Regions from separate parts of the Homo sapiens genome. Here region 1 is linked to region 2. The links are chromatin contacts, found by Hi-C or POLR2A ChIA-PET in ENCODE. All regions are on one chromosome and are shown on one strand. The core of a region is the stretch at or near the end of the contact, and the rest is flanking DNA. Distances in the headings are between cores, read along the strand shown.

Region 1 (6,590 bases), core at 3,497-5,996, 69 kb before region 2:
ACCATGGTTTGTGAACATGGGACATCTCTGAGGAACACAGAATTTTCATATGGCCACGGAGTGTGGTTCTTCTCTGTGTGAACTCTGGTGTTGATTTTTAAAAGGCATGCACTGATTCGAGAAAACCTAATTTTATATACTGGAGTTAGACATACCTAGGAAATAATTCATCCCATTAGACATTTATTGAGAACCTACCGTATGCTAGACATTGTGGGGATAATGATGACTCAGGTTAGTGAGGGAGAATAAAGCCTTTTATACACATAGCTCGAATACATGCAGAAATGATAAGTGAGAAGAGATACAAGTGAGAAGTGTGGCAGAGATTTAAGGGAGAGAGAGGTTATTTCTGATAGATGTGCATTTGAGTTGGGCTTTGTGTAGAGCTGTCATATCTCCCAGTCTGCTTGGGTCAGCCCCAGTTTACTCCGGATGTCCTGATGTCCCCTCCAATTAACATCTTTCTGGTCAAAATTGTTCCAGTTTGTGTGATAAATTATATGGATGGTCCCCCTAGCTTTGAGAATCAGGTAAGACTTGGCTTAGTGGAGATAGAGAACAGTCTAGGTAAAGATAAATGGCATAAACAAAAAACATGGGTGATGGAACACTTTGGTGCACTTAGAAAAAACATGTTTAGTTTGACTGTAGCTTTGGGAACAGGAAAGGGAATCACTGGAAATGAAGGTTGGGAGGTGAGTTGAGGTCAAATTTTGAGTATCCTGAATGCCAGACTAGATACCTTGATTTTATGTAGTTGGCCATGGAAGTTTGTGATTTTTTTTTTTTTTTGAGATGATGTCTTGCTTTGTCACCAGGCTGGAGTGCAGTGATGTGATCTTGGCTCAGTGCAACCTTTGCCTCCTGGGTTCAAGCGATTCTCCTGCCTCAGCCTCCCGAGTAGCTGGGACTACAGGCGTGCGCCACCATGCCAAGCCAATTTTTTTGTATTTTTAGTAGAGACAGGGTTTCTCCATGTTGGCCAGGATGGTCTCCATCTCCTGACCTCGTGATCTGTCCACCTTGGTCCCAAAGTGCTGGGATTACAGGCATGAGCCACCACGCCCGGCTGACTTTTTTTCTTTTCTTTTCTTTCTTTTTTTTTTTTTTTTAAGATTTAGAAAGATCCTTGTAACTACTGCGAGATACAAAAAAGGGCTCTTTTGGGTAACAGGGATTTAAAACAAAATTCTTAGGACCCATTGCCAATTAAGGATCATTTAGATATTTTTCTAAATTAGTGGGAAAATAAGATATAAATTACTACAGTGTACAGTGAAATGTCACAAAACCTAAAAAAATCATTAAGTTTTAGACCATGAATTGACTTTGGATCTTTGAGTCAAACATTATCATTTTATAGAAGAAGAAAATTGGCAATCAGACAGATTGTTAAATGTCAAAACTCTCCCAGCAAGCTCTTCATAGAGATGGGGTTAGAACCTAGATGCTGTGGTTTCTTGTGCAGCGGGTATTTACCTTTCCTATAGAGCTTTATTTTGGAGACTCCATTATTGACTGTTGTTGGGGCCACATCAATGTCTGCGTCTTGACTGAGCTGTGATGGAACTTATCATTCCGTCCCTGGGTGTCATTGCCATTATATGCACTGGCTGTGGTGGAAATTGTTAAGGATAAAAATGAAAAAATGAGGACAACAGATACCATTCTCATTCAGTGAAATAGGGTTTCAAATTATGGCATGTGAATACAAGAGTTTTAAAAAACTCTTTAAATATGAAATGTCATTTTATGGCATATAGTATTATAATTTTTTTTTTTTGAGACAGAGTTTCACTCTTGTTGCCCAGGCTGGAGTGCAATGGCACGATCTCGGCTCGCCACAACCTCTGCCTCCCGGGGTCAAGTGGTTCTTCTGGCTCAGCCTCCCGAGTAGCTGGTATTACAGGCGTGCACCACCACGCCCGGCTAATTTTCTGTTTTTAGTAGAGATGGGGTTTCTCCATGTTGGTCAGGCTGGTCTTGAACTCCTGACCGCAGATGATCTGCCCGCCTTGGCCTCCCAAAGTGCCAGGATTGCAGGCGTGAACCACCACGCCCAGCCTCTAAAATTTATATGTGCATATTTAAAAAACATTCAGAAGTTGTAAAATCAACAGAATTGATCAGTTAGGTATAAACTTACAAATCATTGGCACATGAAACTTTTAATTTTGCTTAATCATTATTGATGCTCCTTGAAATTTTACGTGTTGCTATAAAGCTGTTAAGAGTTGAGGAAGGACTGACTGACAAGTACGCTTCATGTGTTTTTTACACATTTATCGAAGACTGGAAAACCTGCTAGATGAATTCTAAAAGAGCTGTAACACGGACTCAAAGCTTTTAAAATAATTTTTTTTTTATTTTTTCATAGAAGTGGAGTCTCACCATGTTGCCAAACTATTCTTGAACTCCTGGCCTCAAGTGATTCTCCTGCCACAGCCTCCTACAGTGCTGGGATTACGTGTGTGAGCCACTGCACCTGGCCATGTTTTTCTTAATCATTATGTTTTTTGGGTGGCCATCAGAGAGACCCTGTAAAAAATATGATTTTGGAATGACCATGGGATACCTAAATAATAGGGTGAATATATTTATGCATATAAGCCTAATTTGTTTATATAATATAGTATATATGTTAAAGGAAGCAAGTAATTTTGGAGATTTAAGACTGTGCATAAAGAAGCATTAAAGTGCTACAAGTTCCCCTCAAACCAGTGAATCACTAAATTTCTAATAATTATATTATCAAGTAAATATTCATGTAAAATTATGTTTTCATTGCAGGAACACTTTTGAAAACCCGATTTCTAGCTAGCTTTAATATAAGCAATTAGGTAGACTTTTACCTAAGTAGAGAAGCTGCTGTAAATCACTACTTTCTCATGGATACTAATTTGAGCTTCAAAAGAACAGTATCATTCAAAGGATGCTTTTATTTGGAAAGTAGGTTTTCAAGTTACTTGAAGGATAGTTGGTTTGTTGGAAAAAGTGAACAGAAAGCTATAGCAGAAATAATGCTGAGAGGATTAGTATTCCAGATGCTTATTAACTTAAAAAGACACGAACATTAGATTAACAGTTATTGTGCCGTTGGCCAGAGAATGATTTCCACTGTAGAAAATAGCGGGTCATGCTTGATCCATTATCTGTCTTAAAACAGATTCAGGAGGCAGACACCTAGAGTCACAATGGGGGACCAGCTAACCAGTTCAGCCTCACTGAGGCTCGAAGTGTATAAACTAAAACATTCCATAGCCTTGCACAAACATGCTCTTCAGACACCTGACAACAGTTTCAGGGGCTTCCTTGGACAAACTTTCCAGCTCTCAAGTTCTGGAGTCAGTCATTAGGATGCCTGTGGGGTACGTGGACGGTGGGTGGGGTAAAGAGGAAAGCACTTTCGAGGAGAGCAGGCTTGGGAACATGTATTGCAAAGGGTTGGCACAGGGAGAGGTAAAAGTCCTGAAGGTGAAACCTGGGGAGCCTGGGATGCTGAGATGCACTTTTGTGACATGATTTTGCATTTCTGTTGATTTTCATACTATTTATTGAGAGCACGGTAGAAATAACAGGGAAGAGAAATAAATAGTCATCATGTTGTGATTTATTTATTTATATTTTTTTAAAGTGACAGGGTCTCGCTCTGCCAGCCAGACTGGAGTGCAGTAGCATGGTCATAGCTTACTATAACCTTGAACTCCTCAAGTGATCCTTTTGCCTCAGCCTCCTGAGTAGCTGGGACTACACTAGCTAATTAATTTTTTTTTTTTTTTTTAATAGAGAGTCTCGCTATATTTCCTAGACTGGTCTTGAACTCTGAGCTTCAAGTGATCCTCCTGCCTCAGTCTCCTATTATGACATTTAGAAAAAGTAATTTCTTCAAATCAATTTGGTTTTCCACTTTGTAAAATGAAGAGAGAATGTAACTGATGAGAGCTTACAGTGACATCCATTATTTCAGATGCAACCATAAGGAAGCTTTTCTAATCAAAGGCCTTCATTTCTTCTTTGTACTGTTTACAGGGTTCTTAACACAAACTGCCTTAGATTATAAACATTTCTGCATGTGCCTTATCTTTCCAATTAGACTCAGTCTTTCCAATTAGCCTCATTGAGAGCAGGGTCAAGGGTTAAAAATAAAAGTGAAAACATTTATGTTGTGCTTTAACTCTTTATAGAATACTTTTCATATATATTATTTGGTGTCTTTTAACAATATATTGACTGGGATTTCCAAATGAAAACTGGAAGAACAAGGTATAATATTTATGTTTTAAAATTTGATTTAAGATTCACTAGAGTTTAGTTATACTAAAAGTGTATATTGGTAATATCTTCATATTTTTATATTATGTATTTTGGAGTACTGAAAAATATACTTTACATAATCTCTGAGCAAATGTAACTAAAGTTTTATGAGATTTCTTTAGAGGTAAATTTGAAATCAGTAAATAAACATGGTAGGGAAACTTTTCTGACTTTTAAAATTAAAATTGGAAACTTAGTGGGAGATTTTAAAACTTTACGTTAATCAAAGTTATATCTGTAAATGATTAACAAACACTCAAATGGTTCCCAAAGCAAAGACAGGCATCCTGTGACCCACTACTCTCCCCCACACTTGATTCACTGTCTCTACAGTCGACCACATTTACATATTTAAAAGTTTCTTTTGGTATTTGCCGCTGTGTTTTTAAATAACTTTATCTATCTATCTTGACTTCTTAGCTTTGGATTTTGAGAACTGACTTCCCGCCCTGGTTGAGGATTCAGCTTTCTTACTGTGCCTTCCTCATGCACATGTGCCTCCCTCCCCTCATCCTCTTGGTGTTTTCTATCACCTTGTAAAGAAATCAGTAGTCTGTGTGTACATTTTTATGACTATGTAAATATTATTCATGGATGACCTATCTGGTGTACTATGATTGCATTTCCTTTTGTTTTCTCTGTAGTTAATAATCATCTCTTTTTTCCATTGGCTTACTTCTCTATATTCCTATTACCAATTTGTGGCCAGAATTATAAATCTCCTTTCAGTACATTCCAACACACTGTGTATTCTGTTGGTTTGGAACCTCCTGCACCTTCTGTTCTTAATTTCAAGTTTGTCCTGGTTAATCATTGTAACTGCTGCACACTGTCATCCTATGGCCTCCATTTACTGTCATCTTGTAGGTTTCATTTGTCATTTTCCTGTGTTGGGTGCTCATTTGCTGGATATCATGTCTTCCAGTTTTCTTGGTTTATTCTCTGTTTTGGTGGAGTAGCGTTGGAAAGGGAGCATAGATTTGTTGAGGCTTTGCATCTCCACAGATGCCATTATTCTGCTCTCATATGTGATTAATATTTTAGCTAGGGACATAATTCCAGGTTGGAAGTAATTTGGAGTAAAAATTCGATGGTACTGCTTTACTGACTTGTATATTCCAGTGTTGTGTTTGAGAGGTCTGATGCTTTTATGTTTCTTGTTTTTTTTTTTTTTTTTTGTTATTGTTATTTGTTTGTTTCCTCTTTGTGACCTGATTCCTCTCTGAAGTTTTTGGGTTTTGTTTTTGCCCTCATGTTCTAAAATTTCACAATGTTGGGCATTGATGTAGGCCTTTTGTAACCATTGTGCTAGGTGGGTCATATATAATCAAGAAACCAGTGTCATTCAGATTCAGTTTAGGGAAATTTTCTTGCACTAGTATTTTGATAATATTTTTCTCTTTGTATTTACTTTGTTCTCTCTCTCTGGAACTCATGCAAGTCAGATATTAGACCTCCTAGATTGGTTGTTCACTTTCCTTATCTTTTCCCTTCTGTCTTACTCTTTGGGAAATTTTTTAAACTTGATCTTTTAATTTGTCAATAGATGGTTTCTGCCATCATATTGTTCATTTCCAGGAATTTTTAAATTCTTTTCTCCAAATATTTATGTACGTATTTATTTACCTCCCCTCCCCTTCTCTCCCCTCTCCTCCCCTCCTCTCCTCACCCCACAGGGTGCTCTGTCACCCAGGCTGGAGTGCAGTGGTATAATCACAGCTCACTGCAGCCTTGACCTCCTAGGTTCAAGTGATCCTCCCACCTCATCCTCCTGAGTAGCTGGGACCACAAGCATGTGCTGCCATGCCTGGCTAATTTTTTAATTTCTTTGTTTTTGTAGAGGTGGGGTCTTGTTATGTTGCCCAGGCTGGTCTCAAACTCTCAGGCTTAAGAGATCTTCCTGCCTTGGCCTCCCAAAGTGTTGGGATTGCACGTGTGAGCCACCGTGCCTGGCCACATATTTTTCTTTTGATAGTAACCTGTTCTATCTCTCTGAATATGCTAATTGAAGTTTTCTTCAATATCTCTGAAGAAATGAATTCTTCAGTTTTATTTTTTCAGTGTTGTTTTGGTTTCTGCTTTCATTTTAGGGGACTAGTATTCTTAGCTTTTGCGTTTGAGATAAGTAATACCAACCATTCTGGCTCTTCACTCCTTCCAGACACAGGAGACAGGATTAACTTCCCTGCCTCCATCTGACTTGTTTTGACCAGTGGATTGCAAGCAGAAGTGATGTGCACGTCTCCCCTACCTGGATGATCGATGCTTGTGTT
Region 2 (6,571 bases), core at 995-3,494:
GCTCAGTCCCCACAGCGTTGTCACAGTGACTATTTAAAATCATAAAGCAGGTCTTGCTTTAATCTCCTTGATTCTCGTTGTTCTTAGAGTAAGATTTAGAAATTCTCAACGTGGCATCTGTGTATCAGTCCTTTTCCAGTTCCATCTTTTGACACCCCCACCCTCTGTAATCCAGCCACAGTGGCATTCTTTAAATTCCAGAGGTTTGCTGAATACCCCCTCACCCCGCTGTCCCTTTAGGGTTTTGCACAAGCTCTTCCTGTTGAGGACCCCTTCTACCAAGTGAGCCCCACTAACCCTCTCAATTGAAACACTGTTTCCTCAGACAGGCTCCACCCAAGCCCTCAGACTAAATTAGGATCTGTTCTCTTGGCATATCTAGGTATCCTGAACTTAGAGCACCTTTGGTAATTACTAAGATTTCTTTTGTTGGCTGATTATTTGCTCAATATCTGGCTGCTCCATGGTCTGTAAGATCCCTGAGGGCAGGGATCATGTCTGTTTTGTTCACACTCAGGCCTAGCACCAGACACATAGTAGAGAGTCAATACCTATTTGTGGAATGAGTAAAATAAATCAACATAAAAGTTCAAAAGCACTCTAAAATATTGCGCAACAGAATGTGTTTAAAACTTAAGGCTCTGGCTGGGCATGGTGGCTCACGCCTGTAATCCCAGCACTTTGGGAGGCCGAAGCGGGTGGATCGCTTGAGCCCTGGAGTTCGAGACCAGCCTGGGCAACATGGTCAAACCCCATCTCTACTAAAAACACAAAAACTAGCCAGGCGTGGTGGCGGGCGCCTGTAATCCCAGCTACTCTGGATGCTGAGGCATGAGAATCGCTTGAACCCGGGAGGCGGAGTTGCAGTGAGCCGAGATTGCACCACCGCACTCCAGCCTGGTCGACAGAGCAAGACTCTGTCTCAAAAAAAAAACAAACAAACAACAGAAAAAAACTTAAGGCTCTAACTTAATATATGGAAGTAAGTTTCTAACCCTTGTGAGAAGACCTTTATTAGTTTGTGACTAAACCAGGCGTGTGCTGCTTTTCTGATCTGTCCAATTTTAGAATTGTTATTACCAAAGTATATATTTGACAACAGGAAAAATATATTTTATCAGTTTGACAACAAATATTTATTGATCATCTGCTGTTTGCTTGGCATGGTTGTAGATGCTTGGGATACAGCTGGTGGGTTGCAGCTTACTTTCCCACGGAGGACAGACAGTGTACACGGAGAATTTCAGCTCCTGAAAAATACTCTGGTCTAAATAAAACAGAGCCGTGGCAGGGGCAGGGGGGCTAGAGAAGTCCTATTTGAAAAGATAACATTTCAGCTAGCATTGGAGGGACAGGGAGTCAACTGCGGGAGATCTGGGGAGAGCTTTCCAGGCAGAAGGAACTGCCAGGACATCTGAGGAACGGAGGGGTGGGCAGTGGCCCTTGGCACAGTGAATGAAGGAAAAACACACACTTTTATAGAGATGCCATGACTTGGAGTTCTTATTCTGCCCATTTTGGTTGGAGACAATGATGATGTCCAGCTCATAAGAATGTTGCTAAGTAAGGTAATGAAGGTAAATAGTAGTAATAATACACATCACTGATAGTTTTAAACATCATTAATATGCCTTCCACAGAATTTATGTGAAGGAGAAACTGATAAAGTAAATGTTACTTTAACTCATGGCTTTGTTTATGTGTTTGTTTACTAATTTATTATCTTTTAAAACTGTAGACTGTGTTGCTAATTATCTGCAAACATTAATGTTTATGTTGATTTCTCTTTAAAGGTTAAAAAGCTAAAGAGAGAGCTCTCACAGATGAAGCAGGAACTGCTCTATAAAGAACAAGGCTTTGAAACATTGCAGCAGTGAGTATGAAAAGACTGAATCAACTTTAGAATAAGCTCCCTAACTAGTATGAATACAAAGAAAATAGAAGTACAGATTACATAAGCGATTTCTTAAAGAAACGTAAAGTAAAAAAGTTCAGAGCTCTACACCAAAAGAAAATAAAGCAATCAACCAACAGATAAAAAAACTTGGGAAAGATCTATGCACTTGAAAAGATCCAAAGTTTTTATTAATCATTGGAGATCCAAAGAAACCAAAGTGAAAAGCCTTTGTCTTACCTTTATCTCCTGGACCCTTGCTGGCCTCCTCTGAGATTGTGGTACAGAGCTAAGAGACTAGGCACAAGAAATTCCTCTCCACATTCGGCTGGGCTGGCTGTACTTGACCCCTGTGTGAGCCTGCAGCTGCCCTGGGCCCTTGGGTGGAGGCGTGTCTGTCTCTCTCTCTCTCTCTGCCAGCCCCAGGGATGACCTAGAGTCTAACCCTGACAGATGGCAGGGGAGCAAGAGCAAGTTAGGATTATTAGCAAAGGAGCGGGAGTGCGCTCCTCACTTCCTGGTTCCTCTACCTTTCCCGTTTGCTACTGAAGTTGGCTGGGCCGTTAGCAGAGCCCTAAGCTGGGCCAGGTAAAGTGGAAATGGAGGTGACAGAGGGTCACAGGATGAGGATATCCCTTCCGCATTCCCGGCCCCTGAAAGCCACTGTTCTCCCTGCTGCTGAGGCCCAGCCTATCCAAACCGTGACAGGCACACCTGAGACTTTCTAATCCTGCAGTCTCCACTCCACAGGGCCTCTCATGGGAGAGAAGCAGTCCATGGTTTTCACAGCCACATGACCACGGAGAGGAGTTAAAACTTCCCTCCTGCTTGGTGCCTCCAAGTGCGGTGCAGTATTTTTAGGGATGTCCCTGGTCAGTTTTGTGTTCAGGCAGGTTTCGTGTTCTTCCCGGCATCTCCCGTGGTAGCACCTCAGGAATGCCAAGCTGGTCTCAGGCGCCACCTCTGTGGAAAGTACCCAGCTGTGTTCCTTTTCCCTGTGGAATCTTACTTTACCTTCTGCTCTTATTTGGGATGCTCCAAGCAGCAAGCCCCTTTAAAGATCCTGTGTGTCACTGGCCAGATAAACAAACTGGTTGTTCTTGTTTGGGTGATTAGTCATATCTTGGGATACGCAGGCACTGCTCTTGACCACCAGTCAGACGCATGACTTTAATTTCACACGTGCTGTTATCATCCAGACTCCTTTTTTCCTGCTTACCGCATAGAATCATGACCCTGATACTCCTTCAGATGCTCCCATCCTAGTGGTTCTCAAACCTGACTGCATATTAGAATAATCTGGAGAGTGCTTAGAAAAATAATGTTTCTAGTCTCTATGCCAGGTATATTTTATGAGATCCCAAGTGCTTCTCAAGTCCAGCCCTGTTGTAAGAACCTCAGCTGGTTGCAGAGCTCCCCGATAAACCAGGCAGAACTAGAATGACATAAATGCATTATTTAGTAATTGTTTATCAGCATAAAGCAGGGCTTCGTGGTGGGGGTGGGGAGAGAAAACAGAGTTTGAAGAGTGCCGTAACGTGTTTAGCCATATGTTCCACATTTTTAAGGCACATGAAATTATAACTCGCGTCACCATTTGGGATTAAAGGTTAGCCAAACTTGCTGTCTTTGTTATATTGATGTAACAATGCTGTATTGTTTCAAAGCAGTTTGCTTGCAAGCAATTTTTATAGGAATCTAAGGCATGTTTAAGAATCTGTCAATAACATTCCACAAGAAAACAATAGACATTTGTTGTAGAAATTCAGGCATTCTCTTGGAATGATTCTAATCCCTTGAACCGAGAGCAGAAAGATATGATATCTAACATCAGAGACCTCTCCTGTTTATCTTAACTATAGACAAAATAAAGCTGTTCTTATTCAAATGTTAACCACCATACTACTAAAACACTGAATGATCAACAATCAAACCCAGCAGCCAGACTTTTTAAGAAACCACATTCTTGATACTATAAAGGGACTTATATTTGTGGCATGACAGAAAATATATTTCAGGAAAAGATTTAAATAGAATCTGATTGTAGGCTTTGTAACTTTTATTTACAATAGAATGGAATATATTTGTTGAATCTGGAATTATAATGTAATTTAAACTTGAGCTTTCATTTTACTTGGTACAATAGTTTTATACTGGGTAGACAAATGTGGCATTGTTCTCTACGTTATTCATTTCAGTTTGTGGTCCCAAATTTGACTTCGGCCTAAGCAGCAGTGTAGTATATGTGTAAATGGATACCAGGAAGATGCCTGTTTCCATTTGCTGCCTCCAGTGTGCATTCAGAATTGGAAAACAGGCTAGTGATGAAACAGCAAGTCACAGGCATATACAGATTCTGTGAAAATTTGGTTCTCAAGGTATACACTTTCCAGAGAAGGAATGCAAGTGAACATATTTTATCTTTCAAAAGAGACTAATATATTGAGTGAAAATTAGTTATAGGGCACACTCAAGTCAAGAACTTCCAAAAGAAATTTTAAGAAAAAAAACAGCTTTTCTCATATTAAGAACAAAAAGCATGATACTTTAAGTCAGCAAATGATGCTCATACTTCGGTTTATTTTATGACAAGTTAGGGTCAAAAGAGAAAAGGTGGGAAATGAAAAGTGGAGGAGAAAAACAAGAAACAGTGAAATAAAGGAAAAAGGCAGCACTTAAAGTAGAGAAGTTCAAAGGAGGCAAAAGAAAAAGAGCAGAAACGTTCCATGGTGAAAGCTGAGCTGTGTTCTTCACATTTAGCATTCTGTTGAGCAGTGGATAGCCAAGAAATTTTCATGTATTCAAAGCTCTCTGAAATTTAAATTAGCAGTCTTGAACCAGTCCTGCTTTTATTTTTTAAACGTTAAGGTTTTTTTCTGAAAACAGCTTACCTGCTTTTATTTTCAAATGATAAAGTTTATGTTCATTTCTGAATCAAAGATTTGTTTTATCATTAAATTCTGAAGACTTTACACAAACAGGAAGAAATTACTTGAGTTTTAGAAATTCACTTTGACACAATTTCAGATATCCCTATTACTACCTATTTTATGAAACCCCACATTTTAGTTTTTATTTTTAGTTAAAAAGTGCTACATTTGAAAATGCCAAAATGCTATATTTGGAAATATCATTTGTTTTATTTAGTAAGCCATTTCCTCAGCCAAGTTGGTGGATATAATACTTCAGGGAGTCAGAAATTCCATTGATAAATCTCTTCCCAAATAAGTAGAATTAGCTGATATTCAAAGTACTTCACTAGTCCCATCAGATATTCTAAATGTGGTAGTCATAAGAGCCCCAGTTCTGAATCTGTCATTTTAGGATAGTTCCCCTACTAGCTAAGTGTCTGTGCAATTTGGGGTATAAATTTGCATTAAGTTTCTCCCTTGCCTTCTTCATTTGGAAGAAATGTGACTAGGGGATCTTTAGGGGCCCTCCCCATTCTAAACACTGTGTGTGTGTGTGTGTGTGTGTGTGTGTGTGTGTGTGTGTGTGTGTGTGTGTGCATGTGTTTAATCTGTGACTTGATTGGTTGTACTTTATTATCAGATGATCTTATGATCAAGTTTATTTTATTTTCTTAGGTTCTTGAAGTCTTTAATTGCTTGTTCAGCAGCATAAGATAGTTACTAAAACAGTGCTTGGGGAAATACATTATCTATAAACCGCTCTTGTTTGAGTGGACTTTGTTTGGAAGAGTGATTAAGATGGCATTGCTTTATTTTTTTTCAGATTATACCTTTCACATTGAAAATAAGTATTAATTATTAAATGTTTTAAACCAAACGAGCTCAGAGCCTGTTTTCCCCGATTCAGTAGGTACTATTTCTCTGGAGACTCTGGATAAAACCAAAAATATGTCTAAGAACGTGTATAGAGTTGTTGGGTGGGGCAGAGGCATAGCCATATGTCCCACAAGGAGAACTCGTGCAGTATTCATAATGAATCCCAGATAGCACAGGCAGCTGGGGAGGACCAGGAGAGTGATCATGAAGAGTACATGAAACTATTTTTTTAAAAGAATTAGGTAATTCGATTAGGCCCTTCGAACACAAAGAATTAGGTTACGTGAAATCCTCTAGCCTAAGGTGACGATGTAAACTGCAAGGACACTTGGTAAGCAGCTCTGCAGGGATAATAAATTAGCTCATTGAAGAGCTGTTTATTCAATATGAGTTGAGAAATGACTACTGCCCTTCTGCCGTTTTCCTAAGTTTGAACTCATCCAGCAAGTCAAGCAATTTTATCTTGACTCATAACTTTCATAAAAGCAGAATAAATATTATATATATATATATAGAGAGAGAGAGAGAAATAAAAACTAACCACACAATCCAAACATTGTAGGATACTCACTAGTATAAATAATAATTTACTTATTAACCATTTATTAAAGGCCTCCCAAGCTGCAGGCCCTGTGCCAGGTTTTGCACAGACATTACAGCAAAACATTATGTAAATCAGGTGGCAGTTTACTTGCCTCTGTGTTCTTCAGCTAAAGCATTTGCCCACGTCTTTTACCTTTCTTGGGTGAAGATCAGGATCAGCACTTGATAAGGTTTGGGTTCAGCCAGCAGTGGGATCATTCAAACAGATTGAAGGCAAAAAGACATGCGTTTGTTTGAGCCCAAAAGTGATTAGAAATGGACTGGGTTTGAAGTGAGGGATGGGAGA

Evidence for each region. A loop is a pair of places that touch in the nucleus more often than their neighbours do. ChIA-PET counts read pairs that join two places held with the same protein, here RNA polymerase II (POLR2A). Pooled maps may share reads with other maps.
Region 1: a map of PC-3 shows a loop between it and region 2 (2.7-fold over the local background). The contact joins the enhancer-like site here to the promoter of WWC2-AS1 in region 2. A Hi-C loop is called at or near these places in 6 of 168 maps with a recorded cell type or tissue (Calu3, PC-3, PC-9 and 3 more) and 2 of 50 pooled maps. POLR2A ChIA-PET finds 5 or more read pairs at or near these places in 2 of 52 experiments (CD8-positive, alpha-beta memory T cell and activated naive CD4-positive, alpha-beta T cell).

What each region holds. Positions count from the first base shown.
Region 1 is chr4:183,167,080-183,173,669 of GRCh38, forward strand. All of the region lies in intron 1 of WWC2 (WW and C2 domain containing 2), which reads left to right. Among named protein-coding and RNA genes, the nearest start is that of WWC2-AS1, 70 kb to the right of the region's middle. Within about 2 kb of position 4,747, at least 3 of the 41 ENCODE cell types and tissues checked have a DNase peak (open chromatin) inside an H3K27ac peak, as active enhancers do; they include PC-3, where a contact is called at or near this core.
Region 2 is chr4:183,238,390-183,244,960 of GRCh38, forward strand. WWC2-AS1 (WWC2 antisense RNA 1) reads right to left here and starts at 2,245. Exons shown (of 2, transcript NR_126473.1): 1 at 2,135-2,245. It overlaps WWC2 (WW and C2 domain containing 2), which reads left to right. Exons shown (of 23, transcript NM_024949.6): 5 at 1,794-1,873.